Regions from separate parts of the Mus musculus genome. Here region 2 is linked to region 1. A link is a loop called in an ENCODE intact Hi-C map of the cell type or tissue named here. Cell type or tissue: left cerebral cortex. All regions are shown on one strand.

Region 1 (8,000 bases):
AAGCAATAAAAGGAAAGGAAGAGAAAAGCTGTATTTCAGTTTACAATTCCAAGTTACAGTCCATTGTTGCGGGGAAGTCCAAGTGGGAACTTCAGTCAGAGTCGAGAGCAGAGTGCAAAGAATGCATACTTGCTTGCTTGCTTGCTTGTGCTCAGCTTCAGTTCTCCCCTACCAGTCAGACCAAGAGGTCCTACCATCCACAGTGGGCTTCCCACATCAATTAACTTAGTTAAGACAATTACCCCACAAACACACCCACAGATCAGCCCAATGCAGACCATCCCCCACTGGGAGTCTTTCCAAGCAATCCTAGGTTTGTTGAGTTGACCATTAAAGCCAACTATTACAGTAACGAGGGAGAGCGCCTTCTTCTAGGAGCATACACTGACTTTCTAAAGATAAGGGACAGGGACATAGTCCCAGCATCTTTGGAAAGCCCCACAAGATGTATTTAAAGAGAGAGAAAAGTGACACAGATGGAGTAGAGAAAACCACCTAGTGGCCCCAGGCAGAGTCATCTGAAGTGGCATGAACTAAGAACAAGTGTCGTGTGTGTCAACATGGAAATACAGAAGAAAGACACTGTGAAACCAAAGTATCCACAAGCCATCCTGAGCCGCAAAGACCAGTGTGGGACAGTGCAGCACACCCATGTGGTCCAGACACATTTGCAACTTAAGTGCCATTTTAGTGTCCATGGATCATTAGAAACCAAGAGGGTCAGGAGTTCAAGGCCATTCAAAGTTGCCAGATGTGGTGGCACATGCCTCCAATCTCAGCACTAGGGAGGCAGGGGCAGGTAGAGCTCTTTGAGTTTGGAGCCACTCTGAACTACACAAGGTGTTGTCTCAGAACGACAACAACAACAATAAAATAAAGCATACCAGCAACCACCATTCTGCACATTCTCCTTCTGAACAGAATGAGGATTGGACAACTTTCTCGAAGGCCATAAAACACGTGCTGTAGGTTTTAAGGGCCACACAGTCTCTATCCTGGTTTGGAAAACAACCAACCAAACCACAGAGGAGTCCACAAGCCTGCTGGCTATGTGCTACCATGCCCTTCTTAGCCCCTAGCAGGCAGGGTTTCAGCACTCCAGCCAACCCCTACATTCTCTAGCAGCTGAAATGGAGAAGATATTGGGATCCGCCCACCGTTCCTGCCCCAGCTCATGGGCACCATAACAGCATGTGAAAGATGCTGGGCAGGTAGGAGGCAAAAGGCTTTGCTGCGCCCCAACATAGCAGGCATTTCTAGCAATCCAGCAGGACATATAAGCTCTGTGCCCAACCAGTGGGACTTTTTTTGCACAGCTTGGAGATCTTGAGGTCCTTAGAAGCAGCCCAGCCCCATCCATTCACCCATGTCACCCACCCATCCCCAGACTAGGTGTGACATCCTCCCACCTAGACTAAGCCACAGAGCAGCTGTCTTCCTGGAGAGAGGCACCAACAGTTCGGGAGAGTACCCCCAAGTCCCCCAAGCCTCTGGATGCCCTGGGGGCTACAAGCAGAGCTGAGCCCATGTCTGTTCCATTATCCCCAACAGCCCTCCAGGGACTACACGCAGATGGCATGTGGCTTCCATGTCTACAGGACCCCAAGGTGTGAGTTCTGGGTAGGAACTTGAAGCCCTTGTCCCATTAGCACACAGCCTGAAACACAGTTGGAGCTTCACAGCTACTCTCTTCCTCAATGAATGTAGGAGAAAACAACTCAATCAAAAAAGGTGGGCATCTCGTGGGGAATATCTTTTAAAGTGGCAAAATGACAGCTGGGGCAATAGGAACCTTGTGTGCTGAGGACGTAGAAAGTTCTGGTCCAGCTGGGCAGTGATGGAGCACACCTTTAATCCCAGCACTTGGGAGGCAGAGGCAGGCGAATTTCTGAGTTTGAGGCCAGCCTGGTCTACAAAGTGAGTTCCAGGACAGCCGGGGCTATACAGAGAAACCCTGTCTCGAAAAACAAAAAACAAAAAACAAAAAACAAAAAAAAAAAAAAAAAAGAAAGAAAGAAAGTAAGTTCTAGTCCTGAGAGGGACACAATGTTTCCTCAGAGGACCCAGGAGCCCAGGAGAGAGCTGGCAACACTACTGGGTACACGGTTAGCTGGACAGCATCTCTAAAGAGCCCTGAGAACTAGATCTCTCCAAGCAGGGGGCTGGGGCCCCACAGGAAGTCAGATCTTGGGCTTGGTGGTGGAAAACTCAAGCTCCCTGCTGGTCTCCTGACCTTGTGCTGCTGCAGCAGTGACTCAACCTGCAGAAGTCTTCTTCCCTCGGCTGCAAACTAGTCTTCAGGGACAGGGATAGAGTAAGCATACTGACTCTCACGAGTGCAGCTAACAGGTGTGATATTAATGCCCCCATAAGAGATCTCAGACAGAACAACAGACCAGGCAGTGGGACACATGGCCAAATACAGTGCAAGCAGCAACGGTACACTAGGTACAACCCAAGGCGTGTCTCAGCCAAAAAAACAGAACACCCGCTGTGACTCCAAGCAACAGAAGATGGAGAGCTAAGAGCAAGCTCTACAACAGATAGACCGTGAAAACAAACTAAACCAAAGCAAAACCTAGACACAGCACCAAGACATGAAGCTAGGCGCTGAATTTAACGCCAATAAAGTCTCCACTGGCAGGAAAGGGTGTGAAAACGAATGCAAGAACATGTGAGGCCCTGCTGAGTGTGAACGAGGGTCTGGGACCTGGGGAGCTGACCCTGTTCCACTTGAAAGTAGGACCCAGCAAGGGCTGTTTTAAGGGCTCAGAGAGCCCACCGGATCTCATTTTGCCCCTGGGAAACTGAGGCCTGCCAAGAGAGTTACAGAAAGCAAGGGCGGGCCAGGAAGGGTCCAGCTGCAGGGAGGTGGGTCGCCCCTGCGGGGCCAGGGAGCCTCACAGTAAGGGAGGAAACTGGAGAGATGACCTCATCCCCCAGGCCTCCGGCCGCGCGGCTCACGGGTTTTAACCGCAGGCATGGCGGGACAGTTCCCTGGTATGCGGGCTGTGGGGCTCACGGAGCTGGAGTGTGTGCTAGGACTTTTTCAATGCAGCTGTCTTTGTGTGGGATTTGAAAACAAGCTGGGGTTTGAGAGACAAAAAACAGCCCTGCACCTGGGCCTGGCCAGGGTCTCCTATTGCAAGGAGGGGTGGGTGGGTTTGGCGGCGTGCATGCACATTCAGCAGACTTGCACGTACACGGCGTGCACACACATGTGCGCCACGTCTACAGATGTACATACAGCTTGCTCTAGATTCAGAGGCCGGATTGGGGGCTGGGCGGCGGGAGGGGGGGTGTCCTCCTTGGGGCCACAAACAAGTTTCAAGGCCAAGCACACCTATAACACCCCTGATCAAAGTTCTAGCCAGACCCTGGCCTGGCAGGGCCCAGTTTTCTCCAAGAACAGCTTTTCAGACCCACAGAATATGCCTGGCTCAGCAGAATGCTTAATCCCTCGGAGGCCGCCTGGCTTCCTTGGCCCTGGCTGAGATAACAGGGCTCTGGCACCACGAAAGCCAGGCGCTGAGGCAGGAGTACCGGCGCTGGGGTTGGGGAACACAGCCTCGCGTGACTTCTTCTCCACCATTTACCCAATGTGCTCCCAGAATCCCTCACAGAGCTCCCTTGCCCTGGGCCCCCGTGGGGCACCGCGGGCTGTGGTTTGGGCTCCCGCGCTCGGCACTCTGGGCTCGGCCCAAGGGCTGCTGGAATGTGTGTTACAAGAGCGCCACCTGGTGTCTCCACAGCTCGTCAGAGGCTGCCCTGTCCTTAGCTCAAAGGCTGAAATAAACATCTTTGTTTTTCACCCAACTCCCGTCCACAGCATGTAGCAGCTGCATTCTACACTATGTCCCCCAGCCTGAGGCTCCAACAGCCATTCTCACCCTAGAGGCCTGGAATCCACAACCATGATATCTGCGTGGGCCTAGGACACATGCACCTTTCGGAGGCCATGAGCCATCTGCAACAGCACACAACTCCTCCTTACCTAACCCTTTGACCAATCATCATGTCTTCTAGGAAAATATCACCACCCTATATACAAGGTCCTTTGAGCCATACACTTCTTCACTGGTCCATATGTCCAGGCTGGACACACGCCAGCCTCACATCTGCTTCCCCAACACCATGGTCATGACTCTGAAGTAAGCCACTAGACACAGCCAGCTCAAATCCTGGAAGGTATGGCCTCTAAAGGCTAGCATGTGAGGATACAGCTTACGAACATGGCAAAGTTGGGGACAGACAATGGCTCAGCAGTTAAGATCCCTTGCTACGCTGGCAGAGGTTCTAAGTTTGGTTGGGTACGCATGTTGGGCTGTTCACAATCGTCTGTTACTCCATCTCTAGGGGATCTGCCACATTATCTTCTGGATTCTGTGGGCATTTCGAGCACACACACACACAGGAGGCGGCAGGGAGAGAGAGGCTTTAAAATAATGTGGCAAAGCCAAATGGGGAGGTTAAGACTAAAGCCAACTATACTTTCATCCCTATACTTTACAGTTGGAGACACTGAGGTTCAGGGGTATCATTGTATCCTTAGGGGGCATGCCTGGGAACAAGACTTAAAAAGAAGGGGGTTCTGTATCCTACTCCATATATACACTCTGAGCAGCCGGGGTGTTGAGCCTCCCTCTGCATAGTAGAAAAGTGTGAAAGAGATGTGAGCCTACTCAAAGAAGCCCATCATCACATCCAGGTTGCCCAGAAAAGAGCAGAGGGGAGTTCCAGAAGGGAGTGTGCAGCGTTGACCGGAGGTCAGTCCTAATAGTAGGAAAGCAACCCTGCTGGATATATATAGTGTTTGTGCAAAGGTCCTGAGGCAGTTGGGAGGGAGAGATGGGGAGGGAAGGGAGGTTTGGAGATGGGGGGGGGTGTATGCTTAAATGTGTGACACTCTGAAGACCATGAGGGAGAAATTGGAAATTATCCCAAACCACCCAGGGAGCGTCTGGGACACTCAGGTTTTTGTCCTATAAAATCTCTTCTTAGCTGTTGTGGGGCAGGGAGGGTCCAGGGAACGAGAAGGGGACAAAAGAGGTAATGAGGTCACTGCCCTCACAGTGGTGGACAAAGAGCCACTTCTGGGAAGCAGAACAGACTGGGGAGGGGCTGCCTTGGGAGTGGGGACCCGCTCACACTGAGGGAATGGAGGAGGGGTGGGTCCCACCCACGCCTGCCTTTGCTTTAGGGTTGTTGGATCTGTGTTCACAATTCCAAAAGTAGCCACAAGATGGCAAGCAGGCCCCAGAAAGAGCCTGGCCTGAGGGAGGCAGCAGAAGCCACCAGGAAAGGGAGCCTAAGCCAAAAATTACTGGGGTAACCACCCCAAGTCTGGAGCTACCAGATGAGAAATGGAGTAGGTGCATTCACAGGCCCACACACATGTGAACATGTGTTGACACATGAACATACAGTACCATCTACACGTAGGCATGAACATAGCTACACATGAAGATACACAATACAATGCATTCATTCACAAGTGCACAAGAATACACAAAACCAAGCACAAGGCCTAATATGGATATTACACATGTAAATGTCCACTTACACTCTCACACATGCTCAGACAAAACACACACTTACCTGAAGACACAGCTATATATAGGAATGTGTCCATTTGAATACATGGGTCTGTGCATATGTGAATACATTCACGTAAGTGCATATATAGACTTGTACTTGGGAGGCCTCCCAGGGGAATGTTCTGACACACAGGCCCTTCTCAGCATAGGAGCCATTTTGGCCCAGGCTCTCCAGACCAAGTCCCAAACTAAGAACTACAGAAACCTAGTTCTCTGGAAAAGAACCTGGGCCATTCCCCTCAGCAGTAACCAGGAGCTATGTCCTCTCATAACATATCCAGAGACTTGACCTCATCCGTGTAGCAGCCACCTCTGTACTGGGCAAGGGAACAATTCTGACAGGAACCTGTGGGGATAGCATCACACATAAAACTAAGGAACCCAGGGCCCTCTTCCCCACCTTGGTTCTATAAGGGAATACAAGGGCCATGTGAAATTCCCCAACCATATCTAAGAGCTCCATCAGACAGGTCTTGAAAGATTATACTCTGGGACTAAGGGGTGTCATCCAGGAAACTGAGGCTAATCAGCTAACACATCACAGAGAGATGCCAGCTAAGATTTGGTGGCATCTTTCCAGCCACATGGAACCAACTAGGGAATAGGCAGACTGGCTGGATGTTGCTTCTGGAAAAACTTGAGGCCCTGACCCCGACTTGAAGCCCAGGAACCATAGGTACAGGAATTGGCACCTCTGTTAAGTGTGGGGACATCATAGGCTAAGGCCCACATTGAAAAGTCCCAGAAAACTTCAGAAGAGAAGTCGCCCTCTAGTGACCACAACTTCCAATCACAGCTTGTTACTGTCTGTTAGCAGCTGCCTAAACCACATGTGCCTAAACCACAGTGACATCCCAACCCCAGAGGTAGGCACACTGCTGGCTGGCACCACAGCCATCATAGTTAATACTTGGTACCAGGTGTGCCCTGGATTGAATGCATTGACTTTTGGGATGGGAGTAAGGAACAAGAAATTTGCCAGGTGCCCCTGAATTTTGCTACAGAGCTCACTGTAGGGTATGAACCCTCCAGTGGCCTGTAGAGAACTAGGTACTACCAGGCAAGCCTCATGTTTGATTTGGTCTACAGTGAAAACACGTGTCCTATGGAGTTTTGGGAAAGGGGGCCGTTGGGATGAGCAGCAGGGATGGAACAGAGCAGTGCCTGCCTCATGCTTCCCTGGAGACTCCTAAAAGCCATTGACAGTATCACACGTGAATACTCAAACTTGAGGAAGAAGGCACCCACCACACTCAGGCCAGGACCAGAGAGCTCTATAATCCAGGAAAAGGATCTTTCCTGTGGCTCAGTCTCTAGAAGCCATAAAGGAAAGATAAAGTGGACACAAGATAAAAGGGTGTGGCTGAGCAGCCACCACTGTGCTTCAAGACTTAGCAGGACAAGCTGCCCAGCTGACAGAGGCTGTATATAGATAACACTGAGAAACACCTAAGACCCCCTGTGCAGAAGGTGAAGGGCAGCTAAATGTGGCCCTTGTTCCCTGTAAGGGTAGGGAACATCCCATCACAGAAAGCAAACACAAGTGCACCCAAGCAGAAAGACACTAGGCTGCACCATTCTGGGCTTTACCACCTGTTGCTATCTTGTCCCCATAGTCCCAGCCATGCTGGCCTCCACCCATCTTCCCAGAAGCATCATAGATCCATCAGCATTGCTTCTAAAGGCCACATCTGGCCCAGCAGAGAATGGTGATACATGGGGTGTCTACCCTCATGGCTCTTGATTGCCCTCACAGAACAGGGTCTGCCTCAGTTGCTTCAGTGGATCCTAGCCCTGTTTCAGGGACTCATATCTACCAGATCAACAGTACCTCAGCCCCTCAAAGCATTTGAGTTCACACACAACAGGGCACCCTGAAGACACAGTTGGCTCTTCACAGAGTTCAGGGTCACATGAGACAGTCCTCATGCCCTTCACAGAGTGTGGAATCCTAAAAGACATCTAAGCCTCTCACAGTACATGGGTCCCACAAGACAGTCCCCAAGCTCCTCGGAGTGTAGCTGGAACCTGGTATTTGGAAATTCCATTCCTCAAATTGCTCTATACTGGGACAGGGCACACACTCATGTCTGGCCTGCAGAGAGCTATGTACAAAGGTAGTTGTGGTACCCACTAGGACTGCCACGATGGCCTTGCCAGAAATGATACATGAAAGTCCCCTGAGCTGAAAGGCCCACCCCAGTGACTGAGTTAGAATTGGGCTAGGACACCAGCAGGGCCCATGAGTCAGTCAGCAATGGCACACACAAGAACCACCCCACCCCTCAGTGCCACTGTACCCATGTCCTCCTGTCCTCTCTCTGGGCCTAGGTCAGAAATTCCCCATACAAAGGGACCCTTTCTATTCTTCCTGCATCTTCAACACACGGCCCAGGGGCCTGA
Region 2 (8,000 bases), 60 kb after region 1:
TTAGGAGAACTGTCTCTGGGCATGTCTGAGAGGATTAAGATTGGGGAGGATCCACACCAGAAAGTAATCCTGGTCTAAAGAGGTCCCAAGGAAAGAGCAATGGCCACTTTCCCTTGCTTCTTCCTCCTGAGCAAGTGTGTCCATCACTGCTGTTGCTGTCCTCTGTTGACTTCAGACTCCAGCTACTTTGGTTTTCCAACATGAACTGAACAGCAGTGATTCTCCAGGGATCTTCTAAGACTGATTGGAACCAGACTGGGCTTACTGAGGTGGCTGACTGACTTCCTGGGCTCTGCAGACACTGGGTCTTAGTTCTGCAGCATGTAGATGGTCATTGTTAGACTACTTGGTACCTATCATGTAAGCAACCCTATAAATCTCATTAATATGTATATATTCTATGAGTTCTGCTCCTCTGGAGAAGGCTGCTGAACTCTTAGATGGATGGATGATGATACACAGATTAATGTGTCTGGAGGCTTGGCTGGGTAGGGACATAGGCAGAAAGAAGGTGGTGGGTGTCAGTTAGATGCCTTCATAGGAACAGGGACAGTGGCTCAGTGATAAAACATTTGCTACACAAGCATACAGACAAGTTCAGAGTCCTGGAACCCAGATAAAACTATACATAGTGTGTATCTGTGATCTTAATACTCCTACAATAAGTTGGGAGGTGAAGGCAAGAGAATCCCAGGAAGCACAAGTTCCAGAAAGTCTAGTGTATGTGATGGCAAAGAAGAGACCCTGTCTCAAACAGGGCAAGGCAAGGGATGACATATGGCATGCATGCATCTGCACGCATACACACACACACACACACACACTATAAAACAAGATGCCTGGGTGGATGGGTCATTGATGAATGGGTGGATGTGGTCAGTTTTCAAGATATCCTGGGTGCTAACCTAAGCATACTCACCTTGGTATGTCCTCATTGAATCCTAGGAAATGCTCATCATGATCACTGTCCTCATTGCCTGACAGGACCTGGAACAGGTTCAGGGCTGGTAGTTGATGCCACACTGAGGCTGGCTACCGGTCCTGTAACGGCTCTGCATAATGTAGAAGCATACACATTCTATAGACAGCATGTACAGGGGGCACAGATGTGTGCATGGAAGACAAGTACAGGCCATGGGTCCAGGAAACCATTAGTTTCCATTAGAGGCCTGGCAGGAACTCTGAGTTGGTCCCTCAGCCCCTCTGGCTTTGGTCTACAACTGTGGGATAGCACCAGGTCCAGTGTCAGACTAATAGACAGAGCTCAGGCGTAAGGCCTGTGATGCTCTTGTCCTTTCTCTTCCCAGACCATTGTCTCCAACTTAGAGACCACAGACACGAGTCCAACACGTTGTAAAAAATCCTGGGCCAAGAGGGTACTAAGGTCATGAGAGCAACATTGGTGGCCTTAGAATTGCTGTGGGAAGGAAAGGCCCTTGATTCCCTGAGTGTCAATGCTGGAGATGCAGACTTTCTGGGCCTGCAGAGTGCATCTCTCCACAGAAGGCAGTCAGAGACAGAATTGAGTCTAAGGGCAGAATGGGACAGGGCCATTGAGCTAGTGTCTGATCCTAGGAGGTAGTTTCTCTCCCAAAAGCATGCTGGAGTGGGGGAGGCTTTGAGTTAAATTCTGCAGGGTGGGGAGACTTGAAGGCCTGCCAGACTTTGGCCTCTTCTGCTCCAGTCCAAACCTAGGTGTCAGCCTCAGAGATCGTTCAGGCTACTTAAGAACACTGGCCCTCAAAGAACACTAGCCCTCATGGATGCTAGACGTGGCTTTTGAGCAGGTGGGCATGGAAGGCAGCTAGTGAGACTGTACAGTAGGTGGTGGGAAGGAAAACTGCTACCCTGGGGACACAAACTGGGGTGGGAGCAGCCCTTGCTGGAGACTTGCTCTCTGGAACACAGCCTTGCCCAAGAGGAAATATCTTCCTGGCACCAGTCAGAGCAACCACAAGAGAGACAGACACAGCTACCAGCCAAGCCATGGTGATCAATGTAGGGAAGCAGCTGTTGAGGGCAATTTAGGTATCCCTCCATGGCACCTTGATTCTCTGTCCCCTCATCACAGTGCTCGTAATGAGAGCATACGGGCAATTGAGCCTTGCCCAATGTCTATCTGCCCAGGGCCTGGAATGGTTTGGAAGCTGCTTCCCACTAAATGGCTATCTCCCCAGACCCCACTTATGCCTTCATATGGCTCATGACTATGCACATGCTCAGGCACACAACTGCCTTTGGGCACATGTTCTGTATACTTTCATATTCTGCACTTGGGGTTGGCTGGGGCTGCCCAGGGTCCAGCAGAACTATGGGGGAAGTGGCTGTTGATGGGCAAATGAGGAAGCAAAGGTCATTTCAGATGACAAAGCAGCACTGAGCAACGCTGCTGGGGTGCCTGGGAAGTGAGCTATAGGGGATGTGCCCTGTGTGGGTGTGGGCCTGGGTGAAGGGGTCCTTGAAAGACATGGGAGCCTGTGGTGACAAGCCTGCAGGAGATGCTCCAAGGAGTGGTGCCCCAAGGGAGCAAAAGAAAAAGTGTCAGGGCCTTTCTGGGTTTGATTATTAGGATCACAGGGGTCCATGAAAGGTTGTGGGTAAGGAGAACCATAATATGGTATTGGCCTAGAACGGTTAGGGAATATTTGGTGCAGTCCTTCGAGTGTCCAAAAGATGGAGGTAAAGGGGCAGCAGCAGATGAAGGAAGGGTTCTGGAAGCACTCCTATTCTCCACCTAGTCCTCAGACATAGGAAGGCTAGGCTTTGGATTGCTTGGTGGACATGAACTTAGGCTAGATTTCTAGAATCCAGTGAACTCTGGCCTTGTTCTATACTGAGATCCGGCCATTCCACCTAGGCCCCCGCTATGTACCCTCCTCCAGAGCTGTACCCCACAGCTCTCAAGCACTCAAGGCTTATAGTCCCTGCTCTTCAGGGCTCAAGTGGCTAGAGCTGGTCTGAGCCCCCAGCCCAGCTTGTAATTTTAGAAGGGCATCAAATGGGCATGGCTTATGTCAAGGTAACATGACAGGTATGCTAGGGGACATGCTAGCTCAGATGGTGATGTAACTGTGGCCCTCTTGCTTAGGACAAAGCCAGAGGGAGACCCCTCTCCCTGCCCCACCCAGGTCCTGTTTTTGCCTGTGATCTTGGCGCCCTCTGGTGGCTAATGTTGGGTCCTTGGCTGCTGCCCAACCCCTATCCTCCTACCCCTGGGGTTCATGGCAAAGTAATGAAAGCCAGATCCTGTGGTCTCTGGGGGAAGGGCTCACAGAAACACTGTCAAGAGCTGTCATGAGGGTCTTCCCCAGTTATTCACAACCGCCTGGAAGCTTGGCATGAGTATCTCGGTCTACAGGAAGAGAAACCGGGACTTCGTGTTGAAGGAGCTGGATAGATCAACAGGAAAAAAGCCAGTGTCACAGCCATGAGAAGCATCACGAGCAACAGCCCTGAGCCTCAATTTGGAGGCAGTCCTCATGCAGTCCAAGGCACTGACTGCCTGACTGGTAAGTAGCTAGTACTCAGCTCACTCACACCATAGGATTCTCCAGGAGTGTGGCACACCACAGATCAGGGCAGACATCTCCAGACCTTCTGGGACCTCAGGAGACAGTTCATCTGCTTGCCTATCATCATTGGGACCACTTGTCAGACACCCTTTCATGGATCATGTGTCCTTAAGGCAGTTCTTGTTTCCTCAACTAGAGAAACTGAGGCTTGGTGAGAAATGAAGCAGAATTCCCATCTGACCTCTGATCTCATGTTAGAGTACAGACACCCAGGCCGTACTCATCGTCTGTGCCAGGCAGAGCCCAGGGAGGAAAGGACCCATGTTTCATGTAACCCCTCTTCATGTAACAGTGGGCTCTTGGCCAGCCTGGATGTGCTCTCAGACCAGTGGCACCAATCTAGCCCTTGGTGGATGGGTGGTACCCTAGGTTCACTCATGCCCAGCTTTCTAAGACATCATTGGCTGCCAGGTGCTGGGTGTGGCATGTGGGTGGATCGAGGGAGGAACACAGCCTGCAGTAGGTAAGTGCCTCTAACACTCAGCACCAGCAGCTACATGCCAGGAATCTGGAAGGAACGGGCAGGTAAGCTCACACCAGGGTCAGCTTGCATAGGAGTGGGGCCAGAAAGTCGCTCAGTCCTCTGCTGAGAAGGTAGGAAGGGCAAGCAGGAGCTATGTTCTAGCCACATTTCTACCTCATGTTCTCCATCAGGGATGGCATCATGAGGACAAGTCTGCCATGAGCAAGGGAAAGGGCTACCCATTGTTCGGGAGGGTCTGGGTGGAGGGCAATCCAAACTGTGAGCCTCAGACTTGGAGATTACATCAGCCGCAGCACCTTGGAAACTCAGCCCAAGCTCAGGGGCTGCAGGAGGGAGGGGTGTAGGGGTGGGGACCCAGCTCCTCATAGTTGTATCTACGTCCTGCTCTGTCAGCAATGTCAGGTCTCTTCACCAAGGGGATGAGGGGTGCCATGCTAATTCATGCATGCAGTGACCTTCTTAGTTTTACCCACATATCACTGTAAGCTGGCACAGAGAGTTTAGGGACAAGTACGTTCAGGACCCCAGGATTTGGGTGCCAGATCTGTCGTGCTCTGGGCTCTTCCTATCTTAGGGGCGGAGAAGTACATTTATTTCAGGCTCTTTCTGTGACCGTCTCAGCTAGTAAGAGCCTCCAAGGTCTCCACTGCCTTGGGATTAAGAATCTGTTTTTTGTCTTTCAGAATTCAGGCATAGGATAATGATCAGGGTCATGTAGCTCCCCCCACCCCCGCAAAAAAACCCCACCAACAAAGGGGGGCATTTTAGACCTAGACACCTGCACATGCAAATCCTATTTGCATGCCTTCCCTCTTTGTGGCCACATTTGCCTGGTGCTGGCACATGCCCAAATGCCCCTTCACCTCAGCCTGGTGGGGAGAGCAAGGCCTAGTGCTTCCTGGGTGTTTCTTCCACCTTCCATGGCATCCAGGAGTCTGGACCATCCATCCAGTCTATACTGAAGCAAGGCAAGGTGATCTGGTCTACAGGGTCTAATCCATTGTCCATGAGTGGGGGTGCGTTGTTGAACTCCATCTTGAAAGGCACTCTCTAGGGCCTAGACCTTGGAAAAGAAACCTCCAGAGACTCAGGAGCCCCAGAGTACTCCTCCCCCAGCCAAAATGAACCTGTCCATGACTTTCCCACTGGGAACTAAGTGGGAAGAAGAGTAGGAGGTCCCATTCCCAGTCCAAAGACTGAGGACAAACAGCATGGCTCCCATACTTCAAGCCAGAGCACACATACAGCTTGAGTTACCTCTCTTATTGCAGAGCACAAGTCCAGATGTGACTGGGAACTCTCTTCCCAATAGTGAGATTTACTGCTAGCAGCATGTTTTTCACATTGACCCTAAGACAGTAGCTTTGTCTAGAAATGGGGTCTTTGTAGATGAGATGCAGGGAAGGTGGGGGTCCTGTCCTAGTTATGAGGTTCTTATAGGAAGAAGAAAGTACAGACACACACAGGCATAAGTCCCTGACCACAGAGGTAGGGACTGAGCCCACATAGCTCTAAACAAAGGGATGCCTGGAGGCCCTGGGAGTTGAAAGTTGTCCTCAGAGCCCTGGGAAAGGCCCCATAGCCTATCCATTCCTGGATTTGGGTTTTTGTCCCTAACACTTCAGGAGTGCACCTCAGTTGGGTCAGGCCTCCCAGCTTTGGTCCGTGTTCCAGCACACAGGGACATGCCTGTGACTCTAGCCAGATTCCTACGGGAAAACCATCAGCTGTTTATTCCTGTGGCTGGAGGACTTTATTCAAATCTTGACCTCCACAGGCCCTGGGTGTGAACTCCTGGTGTGGGTGAGGTGAATTTACATCTCCCACAACTGGGGCAGGATGGGCTGCAGGGGACCCAAGTAATCAAAGAGCTGAGCCTGGCTATAAGAACCAGATACAAGGGAGAGGGCTTGCCTGTGACCACACAGTGACCCATGGTGGCTACCTTCATATAGGGCCATACACTGGAAAATCAGGGTGACATGACTCTCTTGGTCTGGAGGCCAAGGTGAAGCCCAGGTGTCCTAGGTCTGCTTTCTGCCACTGAGATAAATACCATGGCCAAAAGCAACTTGGATAGGAAAGGGTTAATTTTCACTTGCACCATGCAGTCCATCATGAAGGGAATCCAGGGCAGGGGAGAGGCAGGAATGTGGAGGCAGAAACGTGCAGGCAGGAACTGAAGCAAAGTCCACAAAGGCATGCTGCGTACTGGCTTGCACTTCATGGTTTCCTGACTTGATTGTCTTATAGAACTCAGGACAGCCTGTCCAGGGGTGGTACTGTTTCCAGTGAGCTGGATCTTCCCATAGCCATCATTAATCAATAAAATGTCCCTCCTCCCAAATGACCTTAGCTTATGTCAAGTCGACAGAAAAAACTAAGCAGTTCATCGGGTAAGGGAAGCCACAAAAAACCAAACCAAAACAAAACAAAAACCCCTGTCATAGCGTAGCACCTAGAGCAGACCCCAAGAAGCCCCACATCTTCCCAAGCCAGACAAGGCACAAAGAGGAGCCTTCCTACCTCTTCTGCCTCTGAGGGTCCTACCTGCAATTCTCCCTTTCTGTCCGCACACCTGCCTCGGGTAAAGAGCATGTCCTACTCCACCCAATGGCTTAGCATATCCCAGTTACACCTACATCAAATGCAACAAGACTTAGTTTATACTGAGCTAAGTATGAGCAACTGTATGTAGCTAATGAGACCCCAAGGGATGTGTTGCACTGTGACCATGGTTACAATAACCTTTGCAACTTTTGTTGTCACAGAAATGATAACAGTAAGTCAAGGCATTTATCAAATACATTAGTGGGATAACCAGGTTAGGTAGGTTACAGCTAAGGGAGCAATTTCTGCTATAGGCCTCAGATGCTGTCTGATGACATTTTTGGCATTTGGGCTGGTGGAAGGAACCTTGAGGTTTGCTAAGAATACAGGCTAAAGGTTTTTGCCTGGAAGATGGATGTTCTGACAATAGAAGTTGGTAATAAATGTGTGCTGAAGACAGCCCAAGATAATTTAGCTAGAGAATCTGTAACATTTCAGCTTCCATAACTAAGACATTCTAATGAGCCAGTCATCTGCAGAACCTTCATCGGAGGTAAACATCAGTTCACATCTGCAAAGCCTGAACTTCTGTAGAAGGTCACAATGTACAGTACCAGGAGCTAGGGATCAGGTGTATCTTTTGAGATACACTGTCTTTGGGAGTCACACTATAAGCATGCTGGCTCCAGCGGTGTGTAGGGAGAACCTTGACTCAACTTCTGTCCAGGTTAGCCACAAGAGGCTGAGAATTAGTCCCCTCATAATTTATACCATCCTATACCCCTCCTTCTCAGCCCCCTATGTGCACAGGTATCCCACTGTAAAAAGTACAGATTCTGAAGTGCTATCATGTGGGCACCCCAAAGCTGGGCACATGGGACAGCCATGAAGACCTGGGAAGTGGTATATAAAGTGCTCTCCCATGTCATGTCAGGTCTCTACCTACAGTGGAGCCAAGGGAGGGCCTTCAGTATGTTCTTCCTCCCTGGCTGGACACCTACTTTAGGATCCAAGGCATGGTGAAGTAGGACCACAATGAATAGGAAGGGGTTTTGACATTCATCAAAGAAACACAGGGGTTAGGGAACCCAGCTGCATACCACACAGGTCCCTGAAGTGAAGGGTAGGGCTGAGGGGCCTAGCCTGCCTGGGTGGGTGGGAGAGGACCTGAGCTCAGCCAGGGTGAGGGATGCTGCAGGCAGCCTCTTCATCCTCTATTTACCACGGTGGGAATGTGGAGGGAAGAGCCTGGTGGGGTCTTTCTCTCCCTGCTTCCACCTGTTCTTCCCCCTGCCCTCTTCACCTGCACCCCCAGTGGACTTCCCTTCCTGGACTTTCTTCTTGCCTTCTGTTCCTGCTTCCCCTTCCTAACCTTTCCTACCCTGGACTTCCAG

Evidence for each region. Peaks named below come from ENCODE experiments on the same cell type or tissue, not always from the same donor. Only the 100,000 strongest peaks of a DNase experiment are listed, where the experiment ranks them.
Region 2: a loop joins it to region 1, with 2.3 times the contacts of the local background. A loop is called at or near these places in 12 of 42 quality-filtered maps.

What each region holds. Positions count from the first base shown.
Region 1 is chr7:143,149,739-143,157,738 of GRCm38, reverse strand. The region is part of intron 2 of Kcnq1 (potassium voltage-gated channel, subfamily Q, member 1); the gene reads right to left. Among named protein-coding and RNA genes, the nearest start is that of Gm28821, 13 kb to the right of the region's middle. In left cerebral cortex, CTCF peaks have their summits at 3,549, 3,749 (motif pointing left), 5,242 (motif pointing right) and 6,369 (motif pointing left); DNase peaks (open chromatin) are centred at 3,714, 5,204 and 6,363; H3K4me3 peaks cover 341 bases.
Region 2 is chr7:143,090,075-143,098,074 of GRCm38, reverse strand. It overlaps Trpm5 (transient receptor potential cation channel, subfamily M, member 5), which reads left to right and starts at 3,433. Exons shown (of 25, transcript NM_020277.2): 1 at 3,433-3,509. In left cerebral cortex, CTCF peaks have their summits at 2,968 and 3,167 (motif pointing left); a DNase peak (open chromatin) is centred at 3,167.